Regions from separate parts of the Homo sapiens genome. Here regions 2 and 3 are each linked to region 1. Evidence: read pairs that join two places in POLR2A ChIA-PET (ENCODE). Cell type or tissue: Panc1. All regions are shown on one strand. Region 1 overlaps LOC102724322 (a long non-coding RNA gene). Region 2 has its middle 22 kb from the start of MELK. Region 3 overlaps CLTA (clathrin light chain A).

Region 1 (4,000 bases):
CTGTGGCTAGTGAGCCTTATCTCTCCCTTTCCCAGGCATTGTGAAGACTCTGTTTCTCTAGCTGTGTAGCTGCAAGGTCACTAGGCAGATAATCTCAAGTCGTAAAACATGTTGTTCCTTGGAAAGTAAGAAATGATGTAATGCATGTCTTAATTAAATAACTGTCTTTGTTTCTTGCTTCTGTAATATGCTTCCCCCTGCACAGATCTCCCACCGCCCCACAAAATGCTTAAAAGGTAGCTTGACTCTTTGTTCATGGCTCAGTCCTTTGGATGTTAATCCGACTGGGTCGGTGCACCTAAATAATTAAATAATTCCTCCTCAACCCCTCAGTCTTTCTGATTCCTTAATTATCCCACTGCAGCATGTCTGCACAGAGAAGGCATAAGCAGACATCTTGCCCTGTGGTTTCTTGGGGTCACCTTTAGCCATCCTGACTGTATTGTTCACTAGTCTGGGTAGCGCAGGGCATGACGCGTGGCTCGGCGCTCCCTAGCCTCATGCTAGCTGCCTCCATGAGAGCCACCTCCATGCCTGGCTAATTTTTTTTTTTTTTTTTTTTTGAGACGGAGTCTTGCTGTGTCACCCAGGCTGGAGTGCAGTAGCACGATCTTGGCTCACTGCAACCTCCTCCTCCCAGGTTCAAGCGATTCTCCTGCCTCAGCCTGCTGAGTAGCTGGGATTACAGGTGCCTGCCACCATGCCTGGCTAATTTTTGTATTTTTAGTAGAGACGAGGTTTCACCATGTTGATCAGGCTGGTCTTGAACTCTTGACCTCATGATCCACCCGCCTCGGCCTCCCAAAGTGCTGGGATTACAGGCATGAGCCACTGTGCCCAGTCTGGCTAATTTTTATATTTTCAGTAGAGACGAGGTTTCTTCATGTTGGCCAGGCTGATCTCAAACTCCTGACCTCAAATGATCTGCCCACCTTGGCCTCCCAAAGAGCTGGGATTACAGGCATAAGCCACTGTGCCTGGCCACTTTTTACTTTTTCTTTTGTTGTAGAGACAAGGTTTCATTAGGTTTTCCAGGCTGGTCTCGAACTCCTGGACTTAAGCGATCTTCCTGCCTTAGCCTCCCAAAGTGCTGGGATTACAGACAGGAGCTACTGTGCCCAACCCTATTATACTTATAATAATTAGTTCATCCGTTTACATATATTTATACTCTTACACTAAGTTTATCAGTCTCATATATATTTTATTCACTTTTTACGTTTCTGTCTCCTTCACTGAAGTAAGCTCCTTAAGGGATGTTTAGGGAACATTTGCGAATGAATGAACAAATTTAAGAATGAGTGAATGGGTAATTGGAGCCTTGGTTCTCAGTAAACAAATCTTAATAAAAAATCAGACTAGCTGGGTGCGGTGGCTCATGCCTGTAATCCCAGCACTTTGGGAGGCTGAGGCGGGCAGATCACAAGTTCAGGAGTTTGAGACCAGCCTGGCCAACATAGTGAAACCCTGTTTCTACTAAAAATACAAAAAAATTTAGCCAGGCATGGTGGCATGCGCCTGTAGTCCCAGCTACTCAGAAGGCTGAGGCAGGAGAATCACTTGAACCCAGGAGGCAGAGGTTGTGGTGAGCCAAGGTCACTCCACTGCACTCCAGCCTGGGCAACAGAGCAAGGCTCCATCTCAAAAAAAAAAAAAAAAAAAAATCAGGCTGGGCTTGGTGGCTCATGCCCGTAATCCCAGCACTTTGGGAGGCCAAAGCAGGCGGATCACCTGAGGTCGGGAGTTTGAGACCAGCCTGACCAACATGGAAAAACCCCATCTCTACTAAAAATACAAAATTAGCTGGGTGTGGTGGCACACGCCTGTGATCCCAGCTACCAGGGAGGCTGAGGCAGGAGAATTGCTTGAACCTGGGAGGCAGAGGTTGCGGTGAGCTGAGATCCCGCCATTGCACTCCAGCCTGGGCAACAAGAGCAAAACTCTGCTCAGACTTTCTGCTCATGATATGTGGAATTTTTTTGTGTGTGTGCCAAAATATCATGTTGAAGGATTTTTTGACAAACCACCAAGCCTATGAAATGAGCTTTTATTTTGCAGGGTCAAGCAGCTGTTTGAAGTGTAATGTTTGGACAGGCCTGAAATCTACAGCACCAGGATTTTTCCTACATAAATCATCTTTGGTATATTTGTTTTCTGGGTGTTAAATCAAAATAGTAACTTGATAGTCAGTTTATTGTGCCTCCTAAAATTCACACAGATGGTTTTTGTCCCCCCCGCCATCAACGAAAGCCCTAAGCTGAAGAGTAGGTACATTATCACTAGCAAGTTATGTGACCTTGAGCAAGTCACTTCTACAATATCGGGTTCGATTTCCTCATTTCAAACAGAAGGTGAGTTCATTTCCTGCTCTGTGTGGCTGCTTAGAGCCATTCCCACTTCCTGCTGTGTTCTCCCCGGTATCACAGGAGCTGGCATCTGGGAGATGACAGTTCCTGTAGCTGCTCTTCAGGGCTCCAGTGCAGGTTCTGCCAATAAACAGTGTATCTGCAAGATTAAGAGAGTGAGAGTAGAGAGGATTATGGCTTCTGGCAGCGGAAGGCAGGTGAGCAGACTTCAGCAGGCTTTGGAAAGAAGGTTTCAGCCACATGTTCCGGGTGTCTTCCTGCAAGGTGTTCACCTCAGTGCTGCAGGGAGCTGAGTTTGTTGGTAGTTCCTACACAGCTTGATTTTCTTAACACTAACAGCAGTCTTCTGCCCTTCCAACAGTTTGTTTGTTTGTTTGTTTGTTTGTTTGTTTGTTTTATATAAAAGTTAGGCCTGGTGCGGTGGCTCACACCTGTAATCCCAGCACTTTGGGAGGCCAAAGTGGGAGGATCACCTGAGGTCAGGAGTTTGAGACCAGCCTAGCCAACGTGATAAAACCCTGTCTCTACAAAAGTACAAAAAAAATTAGCTGGGCATGATGGCGGGTGCCTGTAATCCCAGCTAATCTGGAGGCTGAGGCAGAAGAATCACTCCAGCCTGCGCAAGACAGCGAGACTCCATCTCAAGAAAAAAAAAAAAAAAAAGGCCAGGTGCAGTGGCTCATGCCTGTAATCCCAGCACTTTGCGAGGCCGAGGCGGGTGGATCACTTGAGGCCAGGAGTTTGAGACCAGCCTGGCCAACATGGTGAAACCCTGTCACTAGTAAAAATACAAAAATTAGCCAGACATGGTGGTGCATGCCTGTAATCCCAGCTACTTGGGAGGCTGAGTCAGGAGACTCACTCAAACCCGGGAGGCGGAGGTTGCAGCGGCCGAGATCGCTCCACTGCACTCCAGCCTGGTGACAGCAAGACTCCGTCTAAACAAAAAATAAAAAGGCCGGGCGCGGTGGCTCTCGGCTGTAATCCCAGCACTTTGGGAGGCCGAGGCGGGTGGATCACAAGGTTAGGAGATCGAGACCGTCCTGGCTAACACGGTGAAACCCTGTCTCTACTAAAAATACAAAAAATTAGCCGGGCGTGGTGGCAGGCTCCTGTAGTCCCAGCTACTTGGGAGGCTGAGGCAGGAGAATGGTGTGAACCTGGAAGGCAGAGCTTGTAGTGAGCCGAGATTGCGCCATTGCCCTCCAGTTTGGGCGACAGAGCAAGACTCTGTCTCAAAAAAAATAAAAATAAAAAAGTTAGTTTTAGTTTTTATTTTAAAAATAACTACAGATCCCTTATTTACACGGAAAGACTACCAACATTTTTTTAAGTAACAGCTTTATTGAAATATAATATCGAAAAGCCACTTAAAGTATACAATTCAATGGGTTTTTAAAAATATATTCAAGGTGTTGTGCTGTCATCACAATGAATTTTAGAACATTTTTATCACCCTTAAAAGAAACTGCAAACCCATAAGCAGCAGTCTCTCCCTGTTCCACCCCAACTCTGCTCTCCCCACCTAGCCCTAGGCAACCAGCAATTCACTTTCTGTCTCTATGGATTTGTCTGTTCCGAACATGTCATATAAATGGAAACATGATATGTGGCCTTTTGTGTCTGGGTTCTTT
Region 2 (4,000 bases), 240 kb after region 1:
GACATCCAAATACAAGAAGCTCAAAGAACACCTGGGAAATTCATCGCAAAAAGATCATCACCAAAAAAAAAAAAAAAAAAAAAAAAATGGCCAGGCGCGGTGGCTCATGCCTGTAATCCCAGCACTTTGGGAGGCTGAGGCAGGCAGATCACCTGAGGTTGGGAGTTCGAGACCAGCCTGACCAATATGGAGAAACCCCATCTCTACTAAAAATACAAAAATTAGCCAGTGTCGTGGTGCATGACTGTAGTCCCAGCTACTCAGGAGGCTGAGGCAGGAAAATCGCTTGAACCTAGGAGGTGGAGGTTGCAATGAGCTGAGATCGTGCCACTGCACTCTAGCCTGGGTAACAGAGTAAGACTCTGTCTTTAAAAAAAAAAAAAAAAAAAAGGATCATCTCCAAGGCACATTGTTGTCAGGTTATCTAAAGTTAACATGAAGGAAAGAATGTTTTTTTTTTGAGATGGAGTTTCGCTCTTGTTGCCCAGGCTGGAGTGCAATGGCGCAATCTCGGCTCACCACAACCTCTGCCTCCCAGGTTCAAGCGATTCTTCTGCCTCAGCCTCCTGAGTAGCTGGAATTACAGGCATGTGCCACCATGCCCAGCTAATTTTGTATTTATGGAGGAGACAGGGTTTCTCCACATTGGTCAGGCTGGTCTTGAACTCCCGACCTCAGGTGATCCGCCCGCCACGGCCTCCCAAAGTGCTGGGATTACAGGCATGAGCCACCTCGCCCAGCCCTACCTAGATTGGCATTTTTATTATTATTATTATTGTTTGTTTGTTTGTTTTTTGAGATGGAGTTTCGCTCTTGTTGCCCAGGCTGGAGTGCAATGGTGCGATCTGGGCTCATCGCAACCTCCAATTGGCTATTTTTACTTAGTATGATTCACTTGAGGTTCATCCAAGTTGTATGTGTTAATAGCTCATTCACTTTGATTGCTGCGTAGTAGTCCATGGTTTGAATGTTCCGCAGTTCAGCCATTTATTTACTGAAAGACATTTAGAGGCTGGGCGTGGTTGCTCATGCCTGTAATCCCAACACTTCGGGAGGCCAAGGCAGGCAGGATCACTTGAGCCCAGAAGTTTAAGACAAGCCTGGGCAACATGGCAAACCCCCGTCTCTACAGAAAAATGAAAATTAGCCAGGCTTGGTGGTTCACACCTGTAGTCTCACCTACTCAGAAGATTAAGGTGAGAGGATCACCTGAGCTTGGGGGTGCGGAGGTTGCAGTGAGCTGAAATCATGCCAGTGCACTCCAGCTTGAGTGAGAGTGACACTCTGTCTCAAAAAAAAAAAACACCTTTAGATAATTTACAGTGTTTGGCTATTATGAATAAAGCTGCTGTGAACACTATTACGAGCTTGTGTGTGAAAAAAAATTTTATGTGAGAAAAATGACCAAGAGTGAAATTGCTGAGTCATATGTTAAGTCCATTTTGGGTGGTAAAAAAAAAGCAGCCCTGGCCGGGCAGGGTGGCTCATGCCTGTAATTTCAGCACTTTGGGAGGCTGAGGCAGGCAGGTCACGAGGTCAGGAGTTCGAGGCCAGCCTGACCAACATGGTGAAACTCCATCTCTACTAAAAATACAAAAATTAGCCAGGCATGGTGCCGCGCGCCTGTAATCCCAGCTACTCAGGAGGCTGAGGCAGGAGAATTGCTTGAACCCGGGAGGCGGAGGTTGCAGTGAGCTGAGATCGCACCACTGCACTCCAGCCTGGGCAACAGAGTGACACTCCGTCTCAAAAAAAAGAAAAAAGAAAAGGAAGAAGAAACAGCCCAAGTATTTTTCAGAGCGGCTGTACCATTTTACGTCCCATCCAGCAAAGTATGAGTGACTCAGAGTCTCTGCATCCTCACCAGCTCTTGGCATCATCACTATTTTTTATTTCAGCCATTCTTAGTACTTTGACAATCAAAATTTGCCCACAAATTTCTAAAATATTACCCAGATGGTAGCATTGTGTCTACTGAGAATCATTAGATGACTGGCTCTCAAACTAGGCTGTGCATTCAGATTGTCTAGAGCACTTTATAAACATACCTGTGGCTGGGTCCCTGCTTCACAGATTCTAGTTTAATTGGTCTGGGATGTGACCTGGCCATCAAGAATTGTAAAAGTTCCCCAGGTATTTCAATGTACAAACAAATTCATGAATCACTGATACTATTCCCACGTCTCAGTCATTTTAGTCCTAAAGTTTCAAAATCCTATGGATGAGATAAATCAAGGGTTGAGGCCAGGCGCAGTGGCTCGTGTCTGTAATCCCAACACTTTGAGAGGCCGAGATGGGCGGATCATGAGGTCAGGAGTTTGAGACCAGCCTGGCAATGTAATGAAACCCCGTCTCTACTAAAAATACAAAAATTAGCTGGATGTGGTGGCATGTGCCTATAATCCCAGCTACTCAGGAGGCTGAGGGAGGAGAATTGCTTGAACCCAGGAGGCGGAGGTTGCCATGAGCCAAGATCATGCCACTGCACTCCAGCCTGGGCGACAGAGCAAGACAATGTCTGGGGGGCGGGGAGGGGAATCAAGGGTCGAGATCATTTCTCCAGAATAAGATTTACAGCTAGTGCAGCATTATTTTCCCAGCAGAATGTCAGTAGAGCTCAAAGGGGAAGCAAAAGTAACTGTGGCCTAACATGCTGGGTTAGAAGAAGAAACTTCTTAAAATAGATATATAAGACTAAAACTAAGTCCAAATTACATAAAAACAAACCACAAATGCCTAGGACTCATTTCAATTCCTAGACATATGATGTAGTGGTACCAAAAGACGGGCTTTCGAATTAGAAGTTCTGGCCAATCACTGGGCACGGTGGCTCACACCTGTAATCCCAGCACTTTGAGAGGCTGAGGAGGGTGGATCACTTGAGGTCAGGAGTTCGAGACCAACCTAGCCAACATGGCAAAACTCTGTCTTTACTAAAAATACAAAAAGTAGCTGGGCGTAGTGGTGCACGCCTGTAATCCCAGCTACTCGGGAGGCTGAGGCAGGAGAATGGCTTGAACCAAGGAGAAGGAGTTTGCAGTGAGCCGAGATTATGCCGTTGCACTTCGGCCTAGGCGACACAGCAAGACTCCATCTCAAAAAAAACCAAAACAAAGACTTAGAAGTCCTGGTTTTGAGTTCTGGTTTTTCCATGTAAGAGCTGTGGGATCTTGGATGAGTCATTTGACCCCTCTAAACTTCAGTTTTCTATCCCTGAGATCTGCAATGATGAAAACCTCAGAGGTTTTTGGCAAAGCTTAAAGTGCCAATATGTGCTGTATTTTTAACAAAAACATGCTGCAATTATGATACAATTATTACGGATAGGAAAATTAGAAATATTTGTTATCCAGACCTCATCCAACTCACTCCAACCAATATCTGATGACCACATTTTATGTAATATTTAATATGTATTGTCATGGCCAGGCACAGTGGCTCATGCCTGTAATCCCAGCACTGTGGGAGGCGTGGCAGGTGGATCACTTGAGGTCAGGAATTTGAGACCATCCTGGCCAACATGGTGAAACTCCGTCTCTACTAAAATTCCAAAAATTAGCCGGGTATGGGGGCGGTGCCTGTAATCCCAGCTACTCAGGAGGCCGAGGCAGGAGAATTGCTTGAACCCAGGAGACAGAGGTTGCAGTGAGCTGAGATCACACCATTGCACTCCAGCCTGGGCAACAGAACAAGACTCCGTCCCCCTCCCCCACAAAAAAAAAAGGCCTGGTGTGGTGGCTCACACCTGTAATCCCAGCACTTTCAGAGGCCGAGGTGGGCAGACCACCTGAGGTCAGGAGTTTGAGACTAGCCTGGCCAACATGGTGAAACCCCGTCTCTACTAAAATACAAACATTGGCTGGACGTGGTGGTGGGTGCCTGTAATCCCCAGCTACTCGAGTGGTTGCGGCAGGAGAATTGCTTGAACACGGCAGGCAGAGGTTGCTGAGATCGTGCCATTGTACTTCAGCCTGGACGGCAAGAGCATAACTCTGTCTCA
Region 3 (4,000 bases), 100 kb before region 1:
AGATTTAATTTTTCAATTATGAAATTGGGTACTTGGGGAATACTCTTATGAGCTGTTTTCTTAATTCAAAGTGCTTTTTTTGAGAGAAGTACAACATTTGGCCTTGCATTCCAACTGAATTGAATTCACTTGGTTCATGAACAAGGTGTTCCTTCAATTTCACCTTTTTTCCTTGCAAAAACTGTGAGAAAGCACGCGATGCTAAAAATAGAGAACCGGTGCCAGTGGTTTTCAGCCTAGCTGCTGGCTACATTCTCAAGTAATTTTCTTTTCTCTGACCAGTAACGAGGGTGGCCAGAAGGGAAGGCACCTGTGAATGTGCTTTGCTCTCTAAGGGGACTCTTCCTCTTCATCCTCTGAGGGGAAGAATTCTAAATTAGTATTGCAGTGGCACTAAAGCTGCAAAAGCCAGAAGACCAATTTAAATGTACTATTTTATGCAGTAACCACAGTCTGTTCAGGAGGTCACCATTTTTATTTAATTTCATTTTTCAGAGATAAATTTTATATTTTAGTCCTAATGTATAGTAAATGTTAACATCAAAATACATTGAAAGAAAATACTGTCCAATCAAAAAGGTAATTATTTGGAAGTAATTTCACCATGATTGAAAAGGGGGCCTTACATTTTGAATTAGGTATTGTCACATGGCACTTCCAGCCCACAGCTTCTCATTGCAGCATAGCTAAATCTTGCATTCCACATCTGTACTTCATGCCATGGATAGACACATATTAGATGTTTACTGTAGAGGCTAGGTGGTGTGGCTCAGGTCTGTAATCCCAGCACTTTAGGAGGCTGAGGTGGGAGGATCACTTGAGCTCAGGAGTTCAAGACCAGCCTGGGCACCATAGTGAGACCCTATCTCTACTAAAAAAAAAAAATTAGCTGGGGGTTGTGGTGCACGCTTGTGGTCCCAGCTGCTTAGGAGATTGAGGTGGGAGGATCACTTGAGCCTGGGAGATTGAGGCTGCAGTGAGCTGTGATAGAACTACTGCAGTACAGCCTGGGCTACAGAGCGAGACCCTATCTCAAATAAAACAAAAAAAAGTTTACTGTATATACTTTAGAGTCATCAGTGAAAAATCTGAGAAAATGATTCTTCTGAACGACAGATCACCTTCCGACAAATTAGATACCGAGATGAACGTTCCTACTAACCTGAAACTTGGGGGAGTTTCTAGCTGCTATTAGGCTTTTTCTTATAGTTACACACAGCCTTTTGCAGGTTGTTACTATAAGACCTTTCTTGCAAAGGCCCTAAAAATGCCCAAGAATACTTCATTTTTCATCCCTTCTAGTAGTTACTTGACACCGCTACTGCTATCTACTCTCCTTCTCAAAGACACTAATTACAGTTTGGGCTCTTGGTCTGCACTTTCAAAACTCTGTCCAGATCACTGGTGGTCACGTTTTGTGATTATTTCTAGGCTTGCCTCCCTTTCTGTCCCTCCCTTTGGAGGAAGCATAATGAGGTAAGCAAAGTGTAAGCTTTACAGCCAGATCTGGGTTTGAATCTTGGCTCTGTCACTTACTATAACCTTTAGGAAATTCACTCAAACTTTCTGAGCTTTAGTTTTTCTCACTGCTGAAAATGTGATCAGAGTTTACCTTCTTGGGATTGTTGTAAAGATTGAGTTAGATGTCTATAAAACACCTGCCAGACAGAAGAACTTGTTTAAAGTGAAGTATCAGGTTAACTTCAAGTGTCAGCTGCCTCAGTAGCTATGACATGTATTTCTTTTTTTTTTTTTTCTTTTTTGAGACAGAGTCTCACTTTGTTGCCTAGGCTGGAGTGCAGTGGTGCGATCTCAGCTCACTGCAACCTCTGCCTCCCAGATTCAAGCGATTCTCCTGCCTCAGCCTCCCCAGTAATCCCCAGTAGCTGGGATTATAGGCATGCACCACCACATCCAGCTAATTTTTTGTATTTTTAGTAGAGACGGGATTTTACCATGTTGGCCAGGCTGGTCTCGAACTCCTAACCTCAGATGATCCACCTGCCTCGGCCTCCCAAAGTGTTGGGATTACAGGCGTGAGCCACCACAAGCAGCCGGCATGTATTTCTTTATCTCTCACTATCTACTGATGTATGTCTCTTCAGCTTAGTGTCTTAGAGAAAACCATATTTAGTCCTCAGAAACTTCATGTTTCATGTTTGAGAATCCAATCTAGCAAACCTGCTAGGTATGCATTTTCTTGCTGTCATTTCTAGAACCTTTAGGTTAACTGTTAGCAATGATCCCATACCTCTACCCCCTGCACTTCTCTCCAGTGGAGTTTCTTTTGTAGCTCTGCCCTGGCTCTGCCACAAACACACTGCAGACCAAGTAGGAGTAGATGCTTTGTGGTCCTCTCTAGTGCTAATATTCTGTGTTCTATCATTCTCTGGTTCCTGAATCATCTCTACCTTTGGTAATTGTCCTAATAGCACCCTGCCTCACAGAAGTGCTTCTACCATATTTAGTTATGAGAGTGCCACCTTGTGTTCCACAAAACCATTGTCAAACCTGGAATATGGACTAGTTTGGGAGAAGAGGTAAAAGATTAAGATGAATACCCTACTATGAACTAATATTGGCAGCATTGGTAAAGAATCATCTATAATTGTTTCTCCCCCAATTGGTGCCCAGAAGGCTTTTTTCCTATTAATAATAGAAGTCAGTATTTCCACATACACCCTTCTCTTTTGCTCTGCCCAAAACAAGACAAAACAAAACTAATGACCCACTAAGATGTCAGTGGACTGGGATAAGACCAGGAATAGGACTGTGGGAAAGACCAGGCAGGAATAGAAGCACTGAAATCAGAGTTGGTTGTGCAAACAGAGAAAACAGAAGTTTATCTTCCCCTCTCTACTCTTCTCCCCCAACAGGCACACAGACATGGACCTGCACCCACCACAAGTTCAGCAAGACCAAAATAAACTGATGAACTTCAGTTTGCACTTTGCCTCAATTGTATTGTCTTTCTCTTCTCTCCCTTCAAAGATGCCAATTCTCGGAAGCAAGAAGCAGAGTGGAAAGAAAAGGCAATAAAGGAGCTAGAAGAATGGTATGCAAGACAGGACGAGCAGCTACAGAAAACAAAAGCAAACAACAGGTCAGTCCGTGGTGGTTGTAGCACACTTTGTTTTCCAAAATTGAATCAAATCCATTCTCAGCATCCAGTCTCGGTTTTTGGCTTCTGCCTCCTTTAGTGTGAAATGTCTGCAGTTTTTAAAGAAAGTGCTTGAAACAGGTTGCAAGTCTCTCGGGTCTTGTGAGCATAATTCACCCTATTGTTTAGCCATCCCAATTGTAGTGAGCTTAGCTCTCTGAGAGTTTGGTTAATATGCATAACCTGTAATGGTGTGATTCAGCCAAGGGAAAAGTTACTTTCCATGGAACCCTGAAACGAAAGCTGGGTGTCATGAATACACCCAGATCTAGTTACTTTGGATATGATTATAGACTTGGTCATGTTGAGTCTCCTCAATATAGCCCTGCCCCCTGAAAGCCACTTCATGAAGGGGTCCGTTGGCAGGAATATGTGCTTTGTAATTAGGCAGCCAAGGATGTTCCAACATGATTATTTTAGAATTGAGGGTTCTGTGGGTACTTATTTGTGCCTTAAAAAGTCTTGAATTGACTTCTTAAAAATGTTCTGTTTGAAATAGATTTTATTTAGTTACTGATGGTTAAGGAGTTGTGAGGAGAAAAACGCTTTCATTCTCATATCACTACTCACCAGCAGCTGGGCTTTAATGCCCTACACTTAGAGCCCTTCTTGGAAGCAGCAAAGAGAGGATATGTGGTGTTGCTTCCCTCAGGGCAGGCAGGTTCAGAGCCCAACTTTCACTGAATAGTCAATCCATTCACTTCAGTGTATAAACGGGCCAGACCGAGCCTGGGGATATTTTTAATTTTCAGGGTAGAGCCTTGGGTTCTCGTATGCAGAGGCAGGAAGCAGGTTGGGTTAAGTGCCCTTGTCTCTGGCAGCTCTGTTAGACAGAGATGT

Evidence for each region. Peaks named below come from ENCODE experiments on the same cell type or tissue, not always from the same donor. Only the 100,000 strongest peaks of a DNase experiment are listed, where the experiment ranks them.
Region 2: POLR2A ChIA-PET joins it to region 1 with 6 read pairs; 2 of 35 experiments call an interaction of 5 or more read pairs at or near these places.
Region 3: POLR2A ChIA-PET joins it to region 1 with 6 read pairs; 5 of 35 experiments call an interaction of 5 or more read pairs at or near these places.

The regions. Positions count from the first base shown.
Region 1 is chr9:36,304,493-36,308,492 of GRCh38, forward strand. The region is part of intron 3 of LOC102724322 (a long non-coding RNA gene); the gene reads left to right. It also overlaps the pseudogene HMGB3P24. Among named protein-coding and RNA genes, the nearest start is that of GNE, 48 kb to the left of the region's middle. In Panc1, no CTCF peak of the experiment used is centred here; a DNase peak (open chromatin) is centred at 2,279; H3K27ac peaks cover 3,213 bases.
Region 2 is chr9:36,549,390-36,553,389 of GRCh38, forward strand. No RefSeq gene overlaps it. Among named protein-coding and RNA genes, the nearest start is that of MELK, 22 kb to the right of the region's middle. RefSeq lists enhancers at 1,233-1,512, 2,616-2,755. In Panc1, no CTCF peak of the experiment used is centred here; no DNase peak of the experiment used is centred here.
Region 3 is chr9:36,201,077-36,205,076 of GRCh38, forward strand. CLTA (clathrin light chain A) reads left to right here. Exons shown (of 5, transcript NM_001833.4): 4 at 2,992-3,103. LOC124902151 (a long non-coding RNA gene) reads right to left here. Exons shown (of 2, transcript XR_007061474.1): 2 at 3,645-4,000. Among named protein-coding and RNA genes, the nearest start is that of CLTA, 12 kb to the left of the region's middle. In Panc1, no CTCF peak of the experiment used is centred here; no DNase peak of the experiment used is centred here.